2 separate regions of the Homo sapiens genome follow, and region 1 is linked to region 2. Evidence: chromatin loops called from intact Hi-C (ENCODE). Cell type or tissue: dorsolateral prefrontal cortex. All regions are shown on one strand. Links, peaks and the distances in the headings refer to the core of each region. The heading gives the core; the rest is flanking DNA.

Region 1 (11,974 bases), core at 2,422-10,421, 56 kb after region 2:
AAGTAATATGGGCCCATAAAACAGTCCTAGTGAGATCTGGGGCAACATTCTGGGCTCAGACACACAAATATTTCCACAGTGAGGCATATCAAAATTCATACCATGGGAGACAAAGGCTACAGATAGCTTCATAACAGTTTGCGTCAGGTTTGACAGCCAAATGAATTTAGTGTTAAATACACACACACACACACACACACACACACACACACACACACACACACACATAATCTCTCTCTCCATTTTCATAACTTCTTGAATTTCTGGACTATATGTACGAGAATGTCAACCTAAGTCTAGTTCACAAGTTTGTGGTAACTATTACAAGAGATATATCACACATGTGGGTATCTTGCAGAATAGCTAGTTTGAAGTAATTAAGTATTTGTGAATCTGGAAAAGGAAAAAAGCTTCAATCTAGCTGAAGCCAAAGTTTGCCACTCTCCTTAAAACACTGCAATTTGGCCAGAAGGCCTGTGACTTGTGCATTATAAGTGGTAAAATGTCCCCAGCTTTGCCCTGCTCCCCACTTCATCATCAGTCCCAAACTGAGGTCTCAGCATGTGACAGGAACCACGTTCATTCTAATCATCACAGTAATTTTTAAAAAAAATTCCAGCTCCATTCCACATCTCTTAAGTTTTGGCATAAATCATTGTTACAAGAAGACCTTCTCTTAGAAAGATCTTTAGAATCAGAAAACTCCTGTATTCTCCAACAGCAGCCTGGTTTCATGGAATGCAGCCAGACTCAGGTTCACAGGTCTTCCTCCTCAGGTTGGAAGTGGTTTTTATGGTGGCTGCACTGCGAACATCCCCAAAGCTCCAGGAGACATGCAAAACGAAGAAGAGTGCAGTGTCTACAAATCAGCAGCCAGTGCTACAAGGGAGCTGAGTAGCTACACTCTGTCAGGCCAGGGTTGGAAAATCCATTGTCTTCTTCACTTCAGACTGCTATAACAAAATGCCTTAGACTGTTTATTTATTTTTATTTTTATTATGTTTTTTGAGACAGTCTTGCTCTGTCACTCAGGCTATAGAGCATTGGCACAATCTCAGCTCACTGCAACCTCTGCCCCCCAGATTCAAGCAATTCTCCTGCCTCCGCCCCCCGAGTAGCTGGGATTACAGAAGTGCACCACCATGCCCAACAAATTTTTGTATTTTTAGTAGAGATGGGGTTTCACCATGTTGGCTAGTATGGTCTTGAACTCCTGACCTCAAGTAATCTGCCCACTTTCGCCTCTAAAAGTGCTGGTATTACAGGCATGAGCCACTGAGCCTGGCCTAAATTTATTGATCATAGTTCTTGAGGCTGAAAAGTCAAAGATCAAGGTGGTGGCAGGTTCCATGTCTGATGAAGGCCTCTTCTTCATGCATGGCAGCTTCTATGTGCCCTCACGTAGCAGCAGGAACAGAGGGGGTCCCTCAAGCCTCTTTTATAAGGACACAAATCCCATTCACAAGGGCTCCACCCTCATGACTTAATCACCTCCTAAAAGCCCCGCTTCTTAAAATTATCACATTGGGGATTCGGTGGCAACATACGAATTTGGAAGAGGGAGATACGAACACCTAGACCACAGAACCCATCTAGTCAGGCCTAGTATGACCTTGGATAAGCTAATTCACTTCCGGGATCCCTAAATCTTCACCTGCTAAATAAGCATGTGGATTATATTCCCTTCCAAGGAACTTCTGGCTTAAAAACTCCACAATTAAGATTTCTGCCTGTCTGAGATAAATGTTGGTTCCCTAAAGAGATTTGGAAAATAAACTATAGCTATTAATAGCTTCCGATAGACAATTTCAGGCAGGAGGTAAAGAAGCAATTACACAGTGCACATCTCATGCCACACCCGGCCTTCGTATGCTGATGGATTCAGGTACAGTGTGGTTCTGCAGTTCCCTTGGGGAATTTTGTTTCTCAAAGCCAGGGACTGACTGCTCCCACCACGGCCTCTGCTGGGCAGCTGCTACTAGGCAGGAACCTGTCAGAAATCAACCCAAGCAATGACTTCTTTTGGGAAACAGAGTCTCCAGAATTTGAGGTAATTCAGGTAAATGTGGCAGATGGTAGCATCTCAAATTGTCATTTCTCCAAAGAAACCTGGCAAGGGTGATAACCTCTGGTGGCCTGAATTTAGAGTTGAGCAATAGTAAGAATATGGCAGGTGTAATAGGTTGCTATTGAGGGGAGCAGAAAGATTTGGGGCAGAGCACTCCCTCAGGTATACAAAGAACAGGGGCCATGCCCATGGTTGTAGCTTTGGCTCCAAGGAGGAAAGTAAGCATGGAGGGCTTCCAAATTGGACTAAAGCCATCTCTGGCTGAATTCTGGGTGCCACATTCTAATGAGAGGGAATTAAGGGGTAAGACTTGACCTCATGTCATCTCTTTACAGTGACCTTAAAAAGCACATCACCTTCCTTAGGAGTAAAATTCTATTAGTAGAACCAGCCAGGAAAAAATAATGCATGCGAGTGTGTTGCATGGAAAATCTCAGAAACTTGGCCAAGAAAACTGAAAGATCAAGAACCTGAGTAAAATTCATCGTAACAATAGAAGATAATGAGAAAAAACACAAAACTTCAAAATAAAGTAGTTAAGTGTATGTATTGAGGACATGGGAACAACATTTACGCAGGTGAGCATCAGAGAAGGAAAGGCCTGTTTTTTGAATGCCAACTATGTGCCAGGCACTGTGCTAGGCACTTTCCATTCATTATTTCACTTCACTCCCATAAAATACATATGAAGTAGCATTGGCGGTCATTGCAGTCACAGTAATAATAGGAAAGCACCAGTAATTAGAAATCATAGTGTTTTTCAAATCTTTTTGTGATGAAAACATACCCCGGGTTCAGGGAGGCAAGCCTACCAAATTCAAAAGGCATGAAGAGAAAAATGAGAACTCCTATAAACTCATCTTTAGATATGAGCCTGATGCCAAAGCTCCCACCGCCATAGCATCCACATTACCATCAGAATTAAGGGGTCCTTTCTATGAGAGTCATAGTCCTTGCTCAGGTGATTTCATTGGTTTCCAGGACCAGGATTTCAGAAATGACAATGGATTTTTTTTTCTTCATGGTCCAGAAAGTCTTGGTCAAAAAAACAATTTGGTTACTCACAGTGACAGAAGGCCCCTGGCTGGGGCTCTCAGAGGGAATCCATGCTGACCACTCCCCATGACTTCCCCCACATGACAATGGGCTAAGTGGGGCTCTCATGCTTCCCTTCTGACCCCTCTCCCCTCTCCTGACTCACCAAAAATACAAAGTCCTTGGGTACCTTCAACATATCTAGAATCAGCTTCACACTGCTCTGGCGTTTGTTCATTCATCAGTTCGAGCCCCTGTTTTGGGTCAGACCCCATGCTAGGAGATGGGCGTACGGGGATTTGGCAAGCTGCCTAGTCTGGAGGAAACCCATGGTCCCTGCCTGCCATTCCATGACTCTCTATCCCACCCACCTGTTCAGGTTCATTCTCCCAGCACCTTCTGCCAATGTGACAATAGAGTTTGCGGTCTCCAAGAACCAGCCCTCTGGGAGTGGCTAGTGCTTTGCTTGACGGGGACCATCAGATTCAGCTCTCATCCCTTGTTACTATGAAGGTAAGGATGAAGATGCCCCTGTGGGAGAAGGGGGCTGCCTAAGACCAAAGTGTCTAGACATTGGTAAGCAAGCAGCCCACCCCTCCCTTGCCTGAGTGTGTGAATGTACTCAGGATCCTCGGAGCAGTCAGACCAGTGCCTTGCTCGATGTCCACTGTTGTTTCTGTTTCGGGTGTTCTTGCCCCTCAGAGGTCCAGACTGGGGAAAGCTAAAGGGCTGTCTTGTGTGGTAATGGCCAAGTCACTTCTCCTGGATCTCAACTGCCTTCTCTGTAAAATGGGAGTGTTATATTGGTTGGTGATCCAAGGTCATCTTTTCCATATATGCAGGTTTATGATTTTATATAAACCTGTTTCTCATCCTAAATCATAATTATAATCATAAATTGAAGGGCGTGCATGTGTTTCTGTGTGTGCACATGTGTGTGACAGAGTGTGTGGTCTGAGAAAAATCTGACTCTGAGTTTTCTACGAATGCTCCAGAGAGTACTTAAAAAAGTCTGGAATCCTGGACTCTCCTTGTTGAGAGGGCACACACCTGCTATACCCACGTGGGTCACACAGCCCACCTGCTGCACAAGCAATGGAGGAAGGGCATGGCAGAGAACTCCCTGGGTATGAGCTGGATGCAGGAGTCCAAGACAGGCATGAACAGAGCTCTGTGATCTGGTCTGGAGAAATGGGACATGTATGGAGCACTTGGTTAAGGGCAAGCGAGATTATCCCAGAACACCTCAGGAAATCAGAGATAGCACAAGCTTCTGAGAAATGATGGCAGAGAAGAACTGGGCAGGTAAAGAATCAGACCTCCAGCTGGTCCAGGGCTCAGGGTTAAACCCAGGGGTGCCCTCAAAGAACAGACAAAATCCTTGTTCTCAGTCATGAGACAGCCACACCTACTTGGCCCAGCATAGGTCTATTAAAGACAGAACTTGCAGGGGTCTGCAAGGGAAGCTGAGCATCCTGCAGCCCCCAGGGACGCTACAAGGCAGCTGAGGGCCTCAAAACCTTACCACCATCACGCCCACCACCCACCAGCCTCCGTGTGTCACCCAGAACCATGGATGCCCTCACTTGCTGCCTGCTCACTTCTCCTACTTTGATAAGGTCACTCGCCATGCTTTATAACGCAAAAATAATATTCCTGCTGCCATTGCAAATTATGTCTGAACTATCCACCCTTCCCATCCTCATGCAGAAAGCAGCTCTGCAGGGGAGAGGCATGCCGGGCTGCAGTTACAAGGCTTATTAAGACACCTAATGGAACACCTTGTGGTGACCGCCCCCTCTGAGGAGAGCTCAGCAAAATGCATCACAGAAGCAGATGTCAGGCTTAAGGCAAAAGCTTCCAAAGCACTAAAGCCATACATGGAAGGACTGAGACTGGCCCCATCTGTACCAGATGTTCGCCATGGCTGTGGTGCTGGGGCTCCTCACCCTTCATAAGCAAACTACCACAGTAATGATCTCACATTCTTGGCTTCTAGGGGCTGCAAGAAGAGGCACTCTTGCTTAATACAAAGCTTGGGACAATGGCTACAGGCATTTGGTGAGCCTCAAACACCATAGGGGATAAAGTTTTAATTTAAGTGAATGAGTTGCAAGCCCAGCTGTCTGGGGAATGACCTCTTTAGGGTTCTCTTCGCTGCCCCTCAGGAGCTCTGGTTTCCCATGTGGCTAGTTGGCTCCTACCTTCTGAAGTGGGGAGCTCTGGAAAGTTGAGATAAGGACTGGGCCTGGGGACAGAGGTTCCAAGAAGGCTACAGAGCCTGATTTTTTCCTTTGTTTTCCTGTGTCTTAGGTCTCCCTCGAAAAGAATCAATGGAAGTAGGTACCCTAGTGCTGTGGTAGAAAATGTGCAGGAACAAGCCAGATGCAAACTCTGTCTCTACTCCTTACAAACAATGAGACTCTGGAGAAAACAATGGGGCCATTCTATGCCTGTGTTTTCTCATTTTAAAAATGAGGGTGGTGATAATAACAGTCTCCTTGTCCTCCAGTTTTTATGAAGATCAAATTAGTTAATGCCTAGAGAATCAATCAGGGTCACCCTGGGCATGTTCGAATGAGGAGAATCCAAGGCAAGTTAACAAAGGGAATATTTACAAAGGTACAAAGCGGGCAAGGACAAGGGTAAGTGTAGCAGAGCACCCACGGGGATGGAAGGGATTAGGGGAGGAAGTCGTTAACAGAAGCCAGCAGGAGAGAACAGGGGCGAGAAGATCCCCTTGAGAGGAACAGCAACCTTCAGTCAAGACACACGGCTGGCCCATAGCAACCACACAGGGAAGGCCCAGGGAATAAGTACACAGAACACTCTTACTCCCCGCCCCCCTCTGATTTCTGGCCATACAGAAGACCAAGGGCATTGGCAGAGCCTATACAGGCCAGCCTTTCAGGGCAGTGAGCAGGGTGGAGGTGGGTAAAGATGGATTGAAAGGGTCGCGTGAACACCACTAGCACAGCTCTCAATCTGCCCAGGAAGTAAGCACTCAAGGCACGAGATGTTGCTCCATCCATGGGCATCAACTTGGATATACATGTTCAGCCCTCATCACTGGGACACTAAATGGGGCTTTAGAGTCACATGCCACAGCCATCAATGTCTCTCACAGACCTGTAGCTGCCACAGTTGAGTGATCTGCTGGCTGAAGGGAAGGCCACCCACAGGTGACACTCCCAGGACTTCCCTGGGCCTACCATGTTCACCTTGAGACTGTTTAGACTTTGCATCAATGACAGGGCAAGAGGCAGTGATGTTTCCATCCTGTTAGAAAACAGAGGTCTTTAAAAAATTTTTTCCATAGGTTTTTGGAAAACAGGTGGTATTTGGGTACATGACTAAGTTATATAGTGGTGATTTCTGAGAGTTTGGTGTACCCATCACCCTAGCAGTATACACCGTACCCAATTTGTAGTATTTTATCCCTCACCCCCCTCCCACCCTTTCCCCGAGTCCCCAAAGTCATTGTGTCATTCTTATGCCTTTGCATCCTCAGAGCTTAGCTCCCACTTATGAGGGAGAATATATGATGTTTGGTTTTCCACTCCTGAGTTCCTTCACTTAGGATAATGGTCTCCAATTCCATCTAGGTCACTGCAAATGCCATTATTTTGTTCCTTTTTATGGCTGGGTAATATTCCATGGCATATACATGCCATAATTTCTTCATCCACTTGTTGATTGATGGAGTTTAGGGCTGGTTTCCTATTTTTGGAATTACAAATTGTGCTGCATGTGTGTGCAAGTATCTTTTTTGTATAATCACTTCTTTTCCTTTGGGTAGATACCCAGTAGTGGGATTGCTGGATCAAATGGTTGTTCTTTTAGCTCTTTAAGGAACCTCCACACTGTTTTGTATAGTGGTTGTACTAGTTTACATTCCCACCAGCAGTGTAAAGTGTTCCCTTTTCACCACATCCCCACCAACATCTATTATTTTTTGATTTTCTGATTATGGCCATTCTTGCAGGAGGAGTAAAGTGGTAACACACTGTGGTTTTGATTTGCATTTCCCTTATCATTAGTGATGTTGAGCATTTTTTCATATGTTTGTTGGCCATTTGTATATCTTCTTTTGAGAATTGTCTATTCATGTTCTTAGCCCACTTTTTGTTGGGATTTTTTTTTCTAATTTGAGTTCCTCGTAGATTCTGGATATTGGTCCTTTGTTGGATGTATAGATGGCAAAATTTCTCTCCCATTTTGTGGACTGTCTGTTTATTCTGCTGATTGTTTCTTTGGCTGTTCGGAAGCTTTTCAGTTTAATTAAGTCCCATCTATTTATCTTTGTTTTTGTCGAATTTGCTTTTGGGTTCTTGGTCATGAAGTCTTTGCTTAAGCCAATGTCTAGAAGGGTTTTTTCCGATGTTATCTTCTAGAATTTTTATGGTTTCTGATGTTAGATTTAAGTCCTTGTTCCATTGTGAGTTGATTTTTGTATAAGGTGAGAGATGAGGATCCAGTTTCATTCTCCTACATGTGGCTTGCCAGTTATCCCAGCACCATTTGTTGAATAGGGTGTCCTTTCCCCACTTTATGTTTTTGTTTGCTTTGTTGAAGATCAGGCTGTAAGTATTTGGGCTTATTTCTGAGTTCTCTATTCTGTTCCACTGGTCTATGTGCCTGTTTTTATACCAGTACCCATGCTGAGGAAACAGGGGTCTTTCTGACAGCCAAGGGGTAAGTGGAATTTGCTAAGTGAAAGAGGTCCATTTTAGGAAGTCCCACTTTCTCTTAAATGACAACCAGCCTCCTCCTAAGTCTTTCCCACTTGCTCTAGGCCTGAATTCAGAGTTCCATTGTTCTTTCACAGAACTCCTTGGAGTGACAATCAACTAAATTAAATCAATTAATCCAACATTTACAGAAAGTCAGGCATGTACTGCTTCTGGGGAAAGTGGAAACAGATCAGATGCAGGCACTGTCCAGTGGTTTCTTTTTCCCAAGAGGACAATTTTGAAACTCCCTCCTCACATGCCCCTAGGGTAGCCAAAACCCATAGAGGTTCATTCTCCAAGATAGGGTGGTACAGTGGGCAGAGCATCAGCCCTGGGGGCCACAACACACTCTGTTAGAACCCAGCTCCATTATTATTACATCATCTTGGGGAAAAGTCACTTAGACTCCATGAACCTTGTTTTCCTCCTCTGAATCTTTCAGAGAATAATCTCTAACTCACACGATCACTCTAGGGATTACATGAGACGATGTGTGTGAATTTTCTAGAACAGCACCCAACACACAGTAAGTCCTCAATAAATGTTAGCTCTTCACCCCTACAAGAACTCCAGGTCTCCAGATGCCTATGTCTACCCCTTTAAATCTCAGACTTAGAGGAAGTTAATCCTGCTGTTTCTGTTTCCTACAACTTGGGCTGTGCTACCTTGTCCCATTTCCTTCTGGGTCCAGGTTTCATCACCTATTAAATGGAAGGACACAGATTACACAATGGATAAGCCAAGGGGTTCTCAACTTTCCCTATGACTACATTTCTCCCTGGGCTGCATGTTATGAAAGGCTTGTCCACTGCATAAACTGAATTTGTGAAGGACTACCTCTTCCTCCATTTTCTCCTAATCAAAGCAAGTTCCCCCCTTCAGGTTTCTGAGCAGCATGAGATCACAGCTTTGTTCACCGGGTTGAATTTGAAACCTAACCCAAAGAACTTGAGATTTCTTTGAACCTGTATAGTGTAGGCACAGGCATCTTGAAATACTAAAAGCGCTTCAAGCACTACCACTTCTCCTTCCCAGATTCCCAGGTCCTCAAGTTGAAAAGCACTGGACTAATTGATTCTTCTGAAGCCCTCCAATTACTAACTCTGTCATTTTAACGTCCGAACCGGAATAACTAAGGAAAATCAGGCCCAACCTGAAAAGGCATTTGTTAACATGAGATGGACTGTGGCTCATTATGGCAAGGGCTGGATATGTAAGGATGGAGGCATTTTATTTATGTTAGGAGACTGGGCCATTAACCAGTGTTGTGAATGTGCCTTCTACAGGCGAGTCTTTTGGCATCCCCCAGTGGTAGGCAGTCAGTCCTTTTTGTTCAGTTGCTATACACCCACTGCACTGCAGTGTCAACCCCAAAGGCAGTGGCACTTACACATTCCTTTGTGAGGCCAGCTGCTGGTTTAACCCATGGCCAGGCCTGGTCCTTTTTCTCCAAGCAACAGGGAAGGTGCTTAGAGGCCCATGGGCTTATCTGCAAAGCTATTTTCCTGGAGCTCACTTTGGAGCATCCCCTCCTGACCATGGTAGTGATTTGAGATCAGGTGTCTTCAAAGAGCAGCCCTTGGACCAGTCTACCTCCTGACGCCCTTTCTTCTCATCAGATGGAAAACTCACAGATGGGAAAAAACAAGCTGATTACCCGGGTCTCACTCCCCACAGACATCTTCCATCTTTGGTCCTCATTAGGGCTCTTGGTAGCTGGCTCGTTGCTAAGTCAAACTTGCAAGGCACAGTTTTTCTGCCACTTCTTTAGATCTGCACTTAATTACAGCTGTTCCTTCCTGTTGGCCATTCTCCACTGTTTCAAACATCCAAGATACTAGTCTTCTAATGTTCTTATCCTCTCATTAGAGTTGAACATTTTGTTCTTGTCTTACATCTATTCTGTTCCCTGCACAGCTCAAGAAGTACTTGAGTTTTTGCCTCTGCTTTTATGTTGCATAATAAATAGCATTCTGCCTGGTGTGACACTGAGAATAACTGAGTTACTACTTTCTATCAAAAGTATCTAAAGATCCATGAAGACTCACAAGGCTCCTTTCTGCTGTTAAAAGACTGTGCTTTTAACAACGCTGATTTCTATTATTCTTAACTTTATTAACTCTAATCTTACTCAACTCTAATCATCACTGTCTTGCATTTCTCCCTTTCCAATCCAATTCTTGATCCATTATAGGCATCTATAATTATAATACCTCCCTGCCTACCTGGGGTATTCCTTTTACTCTCAAAAATGTCCCTATTGAAACAAAAATAAATATGTCACCCCAACCATAGAGAATAAGATGTTTCCTGTTTATTTGCTATTGCTTCAGCTCAAGTTCCTGCTCTCCATGTGTCAAAGCAGGGGTCAGCAAATATTTTTCGTAAAGAGCTAGATAGTAAATACTTTTGGCTTTGCAACCATATCGTCTCTTTTGCAACTACTCAGTTCTGCCATGGTGGTGCAACAGCAGCCGCAAGCAATACGTAAATGAATGGGTGTGGCTATGTTTCAATACATTTAATTTACAAAACAAGCAGCAAACCAGATTTGGCCTGTACACCATAGTTTGCAATCTATGCTTATGTACGGACTGAGATAATGATCTGCCTTTCCCTCTAAAAAGCTGATTTTCCTAACAGCATTAATTATATAATCTATTATTTCCCAAAACGATTTAAGTCTACCATTATCACATAGTAAGTATTTACATAGACACAAATCATTTTCATTATCTTATTTTGTATTCTGTTTCAATTACATTTTATTTCACTAGCCACTAAATTGCTTATAGTATTAAGTTATTTTATAACTCTCTGTAACTTTTTGCTGTGCAAATCTCCCTTCTATTAAGGGACAAAATGTCCCTTTTGCCATTCTTATGCATTTCATCTTCTATCCAAACTTTACAATCATTTTTGTCAAGTTTTAAAAACATAAATATGTAATCACTTTGGGGGAGAATTGACATATTTATATGAATACACGTTTCCATTCAGAAACATGATATTTTTCCAAGTATTCAAGTCTTCTTTTATGTGCCTCTGTGTTAAAGTTTTCATGTTGTTCCTGCATTTTTTTTATCTTCATCCCAAGCTTTAAAAGATATTCTGTCCTGTTATGATTGGGTTTTTCTTTGCTCTATATATTACAATTTAAAAACTGCACATAGAAAAAACCTGCTAATTTTTTTTTAGAAATTTATTTCGTATCTGGTCCCTAAAACCTCTTGCTAATGCCAATGGGTTCTTCTTTGATGCCTCCTTCATATATTTTTTTAGAATACTAATCACACTTGTTCAGAGGGCTATGTCCTTTGATTTTCAGAGCCAGAGTATTTTTTCTTTTCCATCAGTTTGAGGATTTTTCTCCACTGGCTCATCCTAGAGATACAGCCTTCATTCATGGATTCTGTTCCCCACCAAGCCCAGCCTAGATACCTCCTCTATTTCACAAACCCTCTCATCTGACCTATCAACATGCCTTCTAGTTAGTGAGGCTTGTACTAATTTTACAGTGCTTGGGTGCAGAAGAGAACAGACTGAGAGGTAGGTGGGGCTGCAGAAACCCACTGGGAAACCTAGACCTCCCTAGAGAGTGAACACAAGTTCACTCAGAGTGGCCAAGAGAATATGACAAATGCAGGTTCCACCCAGGTTGCTAGCATACTTGAGGAGTCAAAGATGGTGGTGGAGCTGCCCAGCAAAGATGTTCAAGTGAAGGCATCAGGAGATGGGGATGCTGAGAGTCAGAAGCTAGATGATGAAGCAACAGCTTTGCTGCATTTCAGGATAAGAGCAAAGAAGCTAAATCTCAGGCACCCTTTGGTCTGATATATCTACATTAACTCAGCATTGTCAGTGCCTTTTAGCTCATGTGGCTTGGCCCTGAGTATTTTGGTCTCATTCAGGAATCACCATCTTAATCAAGAAAACTAAGCAGAAGCCTCATATGAAGAACTTTGTATTAGTTAAGGTTCTCCAGAGAAATAGAACCGACAGAATATATAAAGATATATAAGAGGAGACTTATGGAAATTGGCTCATGCAATTATGGAGGCCAGGAAGTCCCCCAGTATGCTGTCTGCAAGCTGGAGAATCAGGAAAGCCAGTGGTATAATTTAGTTCAAGTCCTAAA
Region 2 (11,974 bases), core at 1,301-9,300:
CAGGCTCTCTCTTGCCTTCCACCATGTAAGATGTGCCTGCTTCCCTTTCTGCCATGATTGTAAGTTTCCTGAGGCCTCCCCAGCCATGTGGAAGTGTGAGTCAATTAAACCTCTTTTCTTTATAAATTACCCAGTCTTGGGAAGTTCTTTATAGCAGTATGAGAACAGACTAATATACCTGACATGATGATACATATATGTTCTCTAATTTCATCTGCAGAAGGTCCTATCATACCTAATATCCTCTCCATTCTACAGATGAGGGAACTGTGATTCTGAATGATGACAGGATACAGCTAACATTACACAACTAGGAAGAAGATTCTCAGAAAGTGCAAGCTATTTTCCCTAAAGGCAAAGCAGAGCTTAGAGCCAGAGGACCTGGGATGGATCATGGGGACTTGAATTTACCAGTAGTGCTTCCTACGCTGGAAGATAGGACATGTTGCCACCTAATAGAGGGAGCTACTGCACAGATCTCATGCCTCTCATAGGGTGTGAACATAGGGGGTACTCCAGAAATGTCCTTTCCCCCCATGCCTCATCCAAAAGCATGGCAAATGGTATGACTGTCCCTGTACTCAGTCAATTTTCTTGTTCATTGTACTTCAACCTGTGGCCCCATCCTGTACCCATTTGTGTCTGGTCCTATATATGGGGTTTCTAATTGAAACCTTAAAGGCTCACTGACCGTGCCCATGAGCTTTTAGAGATACTTTATGTCTACAGTCAATGATACAGTGGTGACAGTCTAGGGAGTAGGGTATCTGGGATCTGCTCTCAGCTTTGCCAATAATTTGTTACGTGTTCTTGGACTTCACTATGCAACTCTGGACATCATCAGCTTTATCATGTACATCAGGGTTCAGCTATGGCCTGGAAGCCAAATCCAGCCCACCACCTGTTTTTGCACATAAAGTTTTGTTGGAACACAGCTGGGTCCATTCATTTACATATTATCTATGACTGCTTTCATGGTACAATGGCAGAATTGAGTAATTGCAATAGAAATTGTATGGCTTGTAAAGACAAAAATGTTTTCTTTCTGCCCTTAACAGAAAATGTTTGCCTTATCTACAAAATGAGGATAAACCTAAGCCACATGTGCCAGTATGCATTCTGTAAATGTCTATGGATAGGAAGACTATATAATTTATCACTGAAACTGGGGCACACTATGAAATGGATGCTCTTAATTTCACCAGGATAATGGGAGTAAACCAGGGTTGTCCCAGCAAACTGAGATGTAGGGCCACCTGTCTGCAGAATACTATCTCTATAGTCAGGTGGTCATCCAACAAAAAGAGGGCCAAGATCAAACTTAGAGGCAAGACAGGAGGTTAAACACCAATAAATGGATTTCTTTCTGACTCCTCAGAACTCCCACGTGGGTAACTGTGAGTCTCCTAGAACCGAATACATCACACAGCTTTTTCAAAATGCTGTGACCTCCACCACATCAGCCTTCACTACAGAGAATCTCGGGGAACACATGTTCCACAGAGCACACTCTACAAATCATACACTGGGTATTCTTCCCAGAATGTACAAGCAAGATCTGATCCCCTTGTTCACGCAACTGTGCAGGTAGAGAATATAAGGCTATATGCTTAATGCAATTCTGAAACCCCAAAAGCTCTGAAAACAACGTTCTTCACCTTAGTATTATAAAAAGTAATTTGGTGGTAAAACCTGAACACAGCCGAATGGCCTGATACTACTTACAGTCTTTATTTATCCCATTTCTTGTGAGTGTGTGTAAGTTTTGCTGTAGAAATATTACATTTGATTACAGGGTACTGCCTCAGAGCCTACCAGGGTTGTTATAAAATACAGAAGATATGCCAATATATTACTAATATATTACTAAATTCCAAACATTGTGAATTCTGACACATATCTGACACCATCAGTTTCAGATAAAGGTTTGTACTAAAACATATTACACAAAAGGAAAAGACACCGAAGTAAAGAGGCCAAAGATATATAATTTGTCTCAAAACATCTAGGATACAACACGTCACGTTGTTAGTGACACGTGTTAAAAACAAAGGACTCTGCTTTTAGCCACTTTCATTCATAGGTTCCTGCTGTTGTAAAGAAGGGAACAGGGGCTTAACCTCACACCAAATGACAACAGTCCACCCTGACCACCCCAAGGCCAGCTCTGTCCCACTCACCTCTGCGTTACCAATGCCTGAACTGGCCTGGCTCACGCAGGATGCAAAATGACTGACAAGCAGATGAGAATAGGGAGCGAGTGGCTGAATGATGGTGTGATGAGTTCTTCCAAGAATTTACTCTCTCTTTTTCTCTTTTCTTCTCTTTCTCACTTCCTCTTTTATTTCTGCTCTCTTCCTAACTTTCCTTACTTCCTGCCTCTGGCTCTTGGTCACCCATGGGCAGGCCAAGGAGATGAGGCTGGGGGAAAAGCAAAGGAAACGTGGTCCCAAACAAGGCTACTTAGGTCCATCTCCCAGGCTGCTTGCAGATCTCCAGGATTGCGGGAGTCACCTGTGCTGTTCGACAGTCATTGCCATTATATCTCATTATTTACTCCTTTAAGTCTCCTGACAAAGAACCCCAAAATAAAAACCTTAAGAAAACCCTCAACACAGACCAAGGCATTACAAGAGATAGCTGCGGGATTCTCCAGCAATGGAGGATGAGAATGAGCAGAACCAGCACCTCATAAAGGCCAGGTCCCTTCTGAGAGCCCAGCCTTGGAGTTACCCCGCTTCATCTCCCCATCCACAAGTTCCAGGCGTGGCTAAGCCTTTCAAGAACTCTACTAGGGGAAATTGTGGAGCCAAGTGGTTAAGAATTATGATCTGTACTAATTTGACAACCACGAGCTACTGAAGCGTGGCTAATGAGACTAGGAAACTGAACTTCTCATTTTACTTAACTTCAGTTACCTTACATTTTAATTTAAAAACTGATACCCAATTCACTTAAGAATGTTTGGAACAACTTGTGTATATGTATCCACTTCTTCAGCTATACATTTTATGAGTCCAAATACAGATCATTATTACTAATGAAAATAAAACATTTAAATTGAGACTTACTGTAAGTGTAAAATATAGACTGAATTATAAAGATTGACAGGGAGAGAACAGAAAACATCTCACTAATAATTGTTTAGATTGATTACATGTCCAAGTGATAGTATTTTGGATACGTTGGTTTAAGTAAAATGTATTACTAAAATTAATTTCACTGATTTCCTTTTACTTTTTAATGTGGCTACTAAACGTTTATAAATGACATGTGTGGTTCCCATTATATTTATACTGGATTATACTAGCTTAGACAGTGAAATCAAACAAAACGGGTAAAAAACAAGGCACTACCTCCGTTCAAGCTTGGGTTATCACTTACCATTTCTGAGCCTTCGTTTCATCACCTATAAAATGGGTACGTAGTACCTGCCTCAAAGGATTGTTGTGAAGATTAAACAAGGTAATGTATGTGAAACATTTTGTACTGTGCCTGGAACATGATAAACACCCAATGAACGGTAGGTATCACCATCACCACCATTACCATCATCATCACTACCTCTCCCCTATTTCTGAAAGGAGTTTCAGGAAATGCATCATGAAGAAAAATAACATTATTCTAAAAGGAAATCACAAGCCATTGAGGATAAAATTGAAATATGTATGGCAAAAATCCAGTCTAAATATTGAGGGTAATTGAGTATTAAATTCTGATTTCTCGTTACCAAGGCAAAAGGGAAATAAAGCTTGAATTGCCTCATTAAGGTAAACCCAACAAGCAATCTCAATAGATACATGTATTCCTAACACTAAAATCTGGAAGAACTGTACCATGGATATTAACTTGGAGAATGTCTAAGAAGCCCCCAGCCACCGGTTCATCTTCTGCTTCAGATGCTAGAGAAATTTCTCCAAAATGCAGATCTGACTGCCTCACCCTCTAACCTAAAACCTTTCAACAGTGCAAGTGGAGATTAACTGCAAATGAGCACAGTGTATCTTACTAGGATGATGAACATGTTCTGGACTGCTTTATAATGATGGTTGCACAATTCAATAGGTTTTCTTAAGTCATGGGATTGCACACTTAAAATAGGTGGATTCTGTGATATGTACATTTTACCTTAATAACATTGTTAAAAAAAAAAAAAACAAAACTTTCAATGGCCCCAGGCCAAGACAATGTGGAGAAATGTTCCTCTAAGCATGCTTTATGGATTGGTGCCAATCTGTGCGCTGTGTGCATCAGTTCGCAAGGAGATAAGGAAGGAAAGAGAGAGAGGTTTAGGAACTGTTGCAACAATCTGTCATTGCCATGATTTTTTTTTTTTACCATGGTTTATAAGAGTATTGCTCCACAATGAGTTGAGAGGAAGTGTCCCTTCACCATGGACAGTATGAGCAGCACTGCTTTAAACTAAGTTCCATCCATTAGCCTGACATTCAAAGCCCCCCATGATCTGCTTGTCCCTGCAGGCTGATCTCCCTGTCTGTCCTCTTTGCAATGTACCTTAAACAACTTAGACTTTCCAAACTCTGCCATAGTCTATCATCCACCCCTGCAGCTCACTGTACACACTGTCTGTGACAACTCAAATGCCTTTCCCTCCCTCCCTTTTAAAATAAATTTGTATTCATTCTTCAAGATTCATCTTAGATGTCATCTCCTCTTACAAACCATCCTAATTGCCTTCCCCAGCAAACACCCCATTCCCCAGAGGGTGATCTTTTACGAGTTATTTCATCTCTCCGAACCTCAATCTTTTCATCCATAAAATAGGCTAGTACTAGTACCTCCCTCATCATGTCATAAGCACTGACTTTATAAAAAGGAATCAATGCCTATGTTCCTCTAGCATCTTCAGGAGCCACATGCATCCTGGTACATTGTTATTTTATCTACATATCAGTCTTTTCCTACAAATGATGAATTCAAGTGGGACAGCGGCTGTGTTAGGTCACCTCTGCAGAGCTTGGCTAGGAGGAGAAGCACAGTAAACACGAGTGAATAAATGAAGTCCTTTCTAGACCTAGCACCTGTAGGGAGAGCAAAGGTGTATAGATTTATTACAAATTTTCAAAAATAAAACCATGGTAAAATGCCATACCTGATAGAAATGTGGCCAGAAAGTGCTGATGGCGAGCTCTGCCTTCACCCAGCCCTCAGTGACGACCCCGGACACATTCCACACAGGGTTCCCTTGGGGGCCACCATTCACCTTCACGTAGACGTTCAAGGCCCCTGGGCTGGACCTGTCACGGCTGGAGAAGTAGTAATGGAAGTCGATGCAGTGGGTGTCATTCTCCTTCAGGGTTGGCAGGAGAAGGTGGGCCTTCTGGCCAGAGGCTCTCCCAGAGCTGTTCACCATCATGAAAGATCCTGGAGACCCACAAAGCAGGTGGGAAGTAGAGACAAAGAGAAAGTAAGAAAATCCTTCTGAAAATCAGTCACACCCATAAACATGGTGGCCAGAGGAGTGGCCAGAGATCAAGTCACTCTAGAAGGGTCTGGGTGACCCTGCAAAAGCCACATCTCTCTGAGCCTGAGTATCCTCTTCTGTAATTGGGTATAAAAAATCTATTCAATAAGGTGGTTTTAAGAATTAAGAGATGGTAACATGTATGAAGTATTTCTACAACGTGCTACTATTGCTATTTGCAGAAAACATAGCTACTATTACTGTTTGCAGAAAACATCTCCAAGCATTCAAAAAGTTTCCTTGTAGGACGAAGTGAGCCTCTTTTGAGTTGCTTTGACAAATTAAATGGTTGTTTCCAATTCTTTATCCCTCCCTGGATCCATGTCCCTTGCCACTGGCTTTGCAGTTCCTTCCAGCAGAAACAGAGGGTATGTCCCCATCCCTTGACTTTGGGCTCCACCATATGACTTGTTTTGGTCAATAGGATGCTAACAGAATGATTCAAGCAAAGGTTAAAATGTGCTTGCCTTGCTGGGCTTGCCGTCTTGCACTACTGCTACCTTTCATGAAAAGGATGTGCCCCCAGTAGCTGCTGCCCCTTTCAGCTTGGGATCAAGAATACACACATGGAGGACACCTGACTTGAACTGATCTTAAAGAACCAAGCCATGCCACCCCTGCAGCTGGAATCACAGCCACATGGCCCAAAAGCCCAACCTAGATCAGCCAATCTACAATCAATGCACAGTTCCATGAGAGCTAGAATAAACGCTTATTGTTGTTTGCCAGTGAGTTTCTTTTCAGTGTGTCATGCAGCTTTATTGTGACAATAGCTTATTGATAAAGCTGCCTGGGAGGGCAGACTCATGAAAGAAACCATGAGGGGGTAAATTTCAGTTCAGTGTACAAATAACTTTCTAACAAGTAAAGTTGGTGCAAAATAGAATGGACTGGCCAGAGACAAAGTGAGTCCCCACCAAAGCAGGTGGCAAAACAGAGCCTAGACAAATTAAAGAGATGATTAAGGAAATTTCACAAGCAACTGGGAGGGCTGAACTTAGAGTCTTATGATTCTATGAAATAAACTGCATCATGGAACACTGCAGATAAACTCAGTTGATTCTAGAAGGACAGTTTCCACCTAGAAAACCACTAAAATCTTCAATTCAAAAATAAACCTTAAGACCACTTATCCTCAGCCAAGTTGAGCTACTTCAATAGCTAAAAGTCACCTCATTCTTTCACCCTAATACCAAAAAGACTAACAGCTCCCAGTTAATAAGTGCTGGGAAACCCATAACTTCTTGGGATTCTAGAAGGTACCAATCAAACCCTGTCTCCTTCAGGTTCTGAGTGAATTTAAAAACAGACATGAGAGAGATAGAAAGGGAGAGACAGAGAGAGAGGAGTTCAAAACCTCCACGTTATTATTCACAAAGTAACTTGGACTTACGGCCAAATTAGACTTTCTGCATGTTTCCCCTGAACCACCATGCAGAGCAGGCGGATGGCCATGGACCCACCCTCCAACTGTGCCCAGATCCCTAGGGCCACAGTTGTCTTACTGGGATGACCACTTAGGATAGTTGGGTGGGTTTGTACCAAAAGGTAGCCAGGTGAAAAGCACAGAGAAACCTGAACCAGTGGCTATCAGGTTTTCGCCATCCTACCAATGAGAAAAACTTGTGTGTAAATATAAGGGATACAAGTGCAGCTGTGTTTCATGGATATGTTGCATAGTGGCAGAGTCCGGGCTTTTAGTTTGACTAGCAACCAAATGATGTATATTGTATCCATTAAGTAATTTCTCATCTCTCACCCCCATCCCACCCTCCAACTCTTCCAAGCCTCCAGTGAATATCATTTCACACTCTGCGTCCATGTGTACGCATTATTTAGCTACCACTTATAAGTGAGAACATGCCGTATTGATTTTCTGTTTTGGAGTTACTTCACTTAAGATTATTGTCTCTAGTTCCATCCATATTGCCGCAAAAGTCATGATTTCGGAAAATGTAGCACCTCCTGGGGAAGGAGCCACTGGAAGTGGAACAAAGGTGCGGGTGTCTTTGCCTGGTGTTTCTGAGTAAGGCGTCCCAGTTTTATGGCCGTGCAGTAACACAAGGTAAGTGGAGCAATGTCTCTATGTCAGAGAAGTTATTGAATTATCATAAACTCGCAAGGGGGCAGCTAAAAAGGAGCAATTATAGGGGCAGAAATTGAGGCTTAGAGATGAGACCGAGCCTGCATCCATGCCCATATCTGTCCACTGGCCTACATGCCACAGGGTTCCAAAAGGTTTCCTTGGACAGGTAAGTAGCAACTCACAAGCCCCACAAAGGGTTTGTGACTGCCTCTGCCACTGAGGAGTAGCACATCTCCCAGCAGAGGCAGCAGCCTGAGAAGCAAAGTGTCTCTCTCCTCTCTGAATCCCATGATACCCGCATGCACATTTCAGCTCCTGTCCTCCTGCCAATTCACGCCACGGGCTCATGTACCCTTGGCTCCTTACAATCCACTGTAGAGAGAGTTGGGAAGGTTTTCCTTCCACCAGTTCATGATCCCACTTCTTTCCATCCTAGCTTCGGTAGCAGGGCAGGCTCGCTGAGGAGGTAGAGATTGCCCTGTTCCATGTAGCTTCATGCACAACCCTGTAACATTGTTCTGGGCACACAGCTAGACTATGTCTTCCAGCCTCCCTTTAGCATTTGGTAGGGACATGCAACTGAGTTCTAGATAATGGGGCATGAGTATGATGTGTGCCACTTTCCAGGCCTGGTTGGTAAAAGCTGCCTCCCTCTCACCCCCACACCTCCATACTAAATGATCTTGCCTCTCAAAGACTGGTCCTTGGACCAGCCACCCCAGCATCACCTGGGAGCTTGTGAGAAACAAGAATCTCACATCCACCCCCAGGCCTATTGAGTTTGGATCTGCAGTTTATCAGGATCCCCAGGTGATCGGCATGTACATAAAGCAGTGAGAATCATTGGCCCATTCTATTTTCCCATCTACCAGCTGAATGTCCCAGAGCTCAAGAGCCTAGGAGAGGGCAGTGCACCATAAAAGAAGCCAGGTTCCCTGAATGAGCACAACCACACAGAAGGCTACTCACCTATTAGGAGCACTCATCTTGGATTTTAAGTAAAAAGGGAATAAACTATTATTCAGCTACAAGTCCCTTTATTTAAGGCAATAAGATGTGAAACAGTAGCTACTAAGCAAAGTTGCAAGACAGGCTACCTAAGGATATCATTAAGAGCAGCAAGCCTTGGTGGTAACTTGGGAGGCATTTGAAATAGAATAGCCTAGGCAAAGGCACAGAAGCATCCAGCAATGCTAGTGTAAGGTCTTGGGGGTGGGGGGTGGGATCCAGCGGCCATCTCTAGCCCCTTCCACATGTAGCCCACCTTATATAGGTCTGACCACACCCTCCAGAAAGGAAGGGAGCCTATCTGCGAGTTGAGCTCAAGCGCGCCACTAGAGATTGCTCAGGAGTGAAAACCCTTGTATATCATCAGCTCTGTGGGGCCCGCTTTGATCAACAGGTTGGCATAATTAATATCATCCCAGGGCTGTCAGTTTCCTGGAGATCAAAAATGAGCCGGTCATTACGCCAAGATCAGTCAGAAACAAGAAAGAGAAAGACTGTAAATACATTCTTTTCCCTTCTCCCTTAAAAAAAAAAAATCTACTAACGTGATAAGGAACATAAAACAGCATTAGTTTCCTCATAGTTATTATACATAGCACTGAAAATTGTGGAATTAAACCAGGAAGTACTCTCTGGCTGGCCATAAATTTTGCATTTTTCCCCTTCGTGCATAATAATGCCTTGATAAGCGCCTCGTTATTGATGTGTCTGCAACACAGATCTCCTTTTTGGAGGCAAAATGCTTCTCCATAGCAGATGGTGGCTATTGTGTTTACACATGAGCACCTCAGGATTGCATTTCCTCACGTCGGCAGTAAAAAGAAAGTCCTAATTGAGTTTTTAATGGCTTTGCACATTGTTCATTAAGATTACATGAGTGTGCTCGGGCGACTGGCAGCTGAGGGCCTTGGGCACCAAGAGCTCAGCATGGTCCCTGCAGACAGGTGGCCCCGCCAGCTCCCAGTGCCAGCACCTACTTGAAGGGAATGGATGCTGGTGGGGCCTCAAATGCTGCCAAAAGCCAAGCAGCTGTGGTGACATGAAACAAGTTCTGGATCTTCAGTTAAGTAAGCTGGGTTTCACTCCAGCTTCTGGCATTTCTTAGTTGTGTGACTTTGAGCAAGTCAGTAAAATTCCCTGGGCCTCAATGCCCTCATCTATAAAATGGGATAATGAAACCTACAGATCAAAGTTGTTTGTTTTCAGTGAATATTAAGTAAAAACGGTACTTAATAAATGCTAATTTTATAACAGATAGCCAACAGCAGGTAACAGTGAGCCCAATGCCGTTTATAAAACCTTATGTTTATTGAGAACTTATTATGTGCCAGGCATTGATCTAAGCATTGTTTAGCACCCTAATGAGGTGGTGCCATGCAATCTCTGTTTTAAAGCAAGGAATACGAAGGAACAGAGAGGTAAAGTCATTTTCTTAAAGCCACATAGCCAGAAAGTGATAAATACTCAAACCAATTATTCCTTCTTAGAAAGCAGAGACTACAGGGTCTAGGAATGCACTTTCCTAACCAGTAGCTAATAACGCCATATGCCTATTTAAAATAATTAAAATTAAGTAGAAAAAAATCATTTACTTAGAGATACTAGCCACATTTCAAGTGCCCAGTAGACATACATGACTGGTGGATACCATATTGAACAGTGCTGGTGTAGAATACATCCATTGTCACAGAAATTTCTGTTGGATAGCACTGGTCTTGAAGTTGTGGATTACTTACCAAAGCATAACAAATTACATCCAAGTGAGTCACAGGAACTTAACTAACCCAACCTACTCATTTTATAAACTCCAGTAGGGAACAAGTAACTTGGCCAAGGTCAACCAACACAATGAAGATTTAGACTCAGATTTTCCGACTCCGATTTCAGTTTCTACCGCAGACAACTCTGCCGTTCCTTGCCCGAGCTGTACAGCCACAGAAGTGGTTTCCCAGATAGCTATTTAAGAGGGAAAAGAGCATATGTTGCCTTCAGGAAGCAGAAGCATAGAAGTCCTAGGCATTCTACATGTCACATGACTTAGGAGAAGTATGTGCACACACGTTGGGCATTCCCAGCCTCAGCTTTGACAGGCAGTTCAACAACTGTTTGTTGAGGCCCAAGCCCTGGTGAGCAAGGACAATGTAGGATGCTTCTAACAAGGGGTCCCTGGGATAAACTGGAACCCAAGATACATCTCTTCTCTCTGATGATCTTAAACAAGTCACTTAACTCTTTGACTCTCAAGTACCATCTTCTATAAAATGGTTATAAAACACATCTCATATTGTGGCCTCATGTAATCCATGAGGATTAATACAACTACTATTTATAAAGTGCGTAGATAAGTATCGCTGCATGTAGGTCCTCAAAAACAGCTTCTTTTCTATCTTTCCCATACCCCTAAAGTTTTGTTTCAGTGTAGCAGGGAGACCTTAATAGACTGAAGAAGAAAATAGTAAGAAATCCACTGAGAGGCAGAGTAAAATCTGCTGCCCCGTCTCCACCTCCCACAATTGATAAGGCATCAAGGTCCAGGGATGCCTCCTCCTTTTGTTTCTCTGACCATCTTCTTCCTTTCCACTCCCTTGGCACTGGCCTAATTCAGGTCCATGGCATTTGTGTCAGAAACTGTTTATTTTGCAACGACTTCCTAAGCAGTCTAGTCCTTGATTCTCTCACCATCCAATAAAACAGTACTCAGCACCATCTTTCTGAGATACAAAGCCAACCGTGACATGTTCTCGACTTCCATTGAGGTCTTCCTTTATAGGAAATTCCCCACTTCCTATAAAGCCCAAGGTCTTTCATGAGAATATGTGGAGCCTTACACATCCTGACCCCCACCCCTCCTGCCTCTTATATGAAGACTATCTCTCCCACCCTCCCCCGCAAACACAGTCCTCGGCCACTTTGTGGTAGACAGAATAAGGGCCTCCCAAAGATGTCCATATCCTAATATTTGAAACCTGTAATATGTTACCTTTCATGGCAAGAGAATTAAGGTTCAGATGGAATTAAGGTTATTAACCAGATAAGCTTGAGATGGGGAGATTATTCTGGATTTTCCAGCTGAGCACAATGTAATCACAAGGGTCCTTTAGGTAGACAAGGGGGCCAGGAGAGTCAGAATCACAGTTGAGGAGCTATCTGAGGAGGCTATGCTGCTTACTTTGAGATGAAAGAAGGAGCCATGAACCAAAAACTGCAGGTGGCCAGAAAAAAACTAGAAAAGGTGAGAAAACAAACTCTACCCTAGAGCCTCCAGAAAAGAATGCAGCCCTGATACCTTGAATGTACCCCAGTGTGACCCACTTAGGACTTCTGATGTCCAGATTAGAATGTGTGGGGTTTCGGCCACTAAATTTGTGGTAATTTGTTACAGCAGCAATAGGAAA

Evidence for each region. A loop is a pair of places that touch in the nucleus more often than their neighbours do. Peaks named below come from ENCODE experiments on the same cell type or tissue, not always from the same donor. Only the 100,000 strongest peaks of a DNase experiment are listed, where the experiment ranks them.
Region 1: a loop joins it to region 2, with 11 times the contacts of the local background. A loop is called at or near these places in 3 of 110 quality-filtered maps.

The regions. Positions count from the first base shown.
Region 1 is chr20:42,841,433-42,853,406 of GRCh38, forward strand. All of the region lies in intron 2 of PTPRT (protein tyrosine phosphatase receptor type T), which reads right to left. Among named protein-coding and RNA genes, the nearest start is that of PTPRT-AS1, 120 kb to the right of the region's middle. In dorsolateral prefrontal cortex, for the core only: no CTCF peak of the experiment used is centred there; no DNase peak of the experiment used is centred there.
Region 2 is chr20:42,786,082-42,798,055 of GRCh38, forward strand. PTPRT (protein tyrosine phosphatase receptor type T) reads right to left here. Exons shown (of 31, transcript NM_007050.6): 3 at 5,114-5,385. Among named protein-coding and RNA genes, the nearest start is that of PTPRT-AS1, 180 kb to the right of the region's middle. In dorsolateral prefrontal cortex, for the core only: no CTCF peak of the experiment used is centred there; a DNase peak (open chromatin) is centred at 6,094; H3K27ac peaks cover 1,611 bases.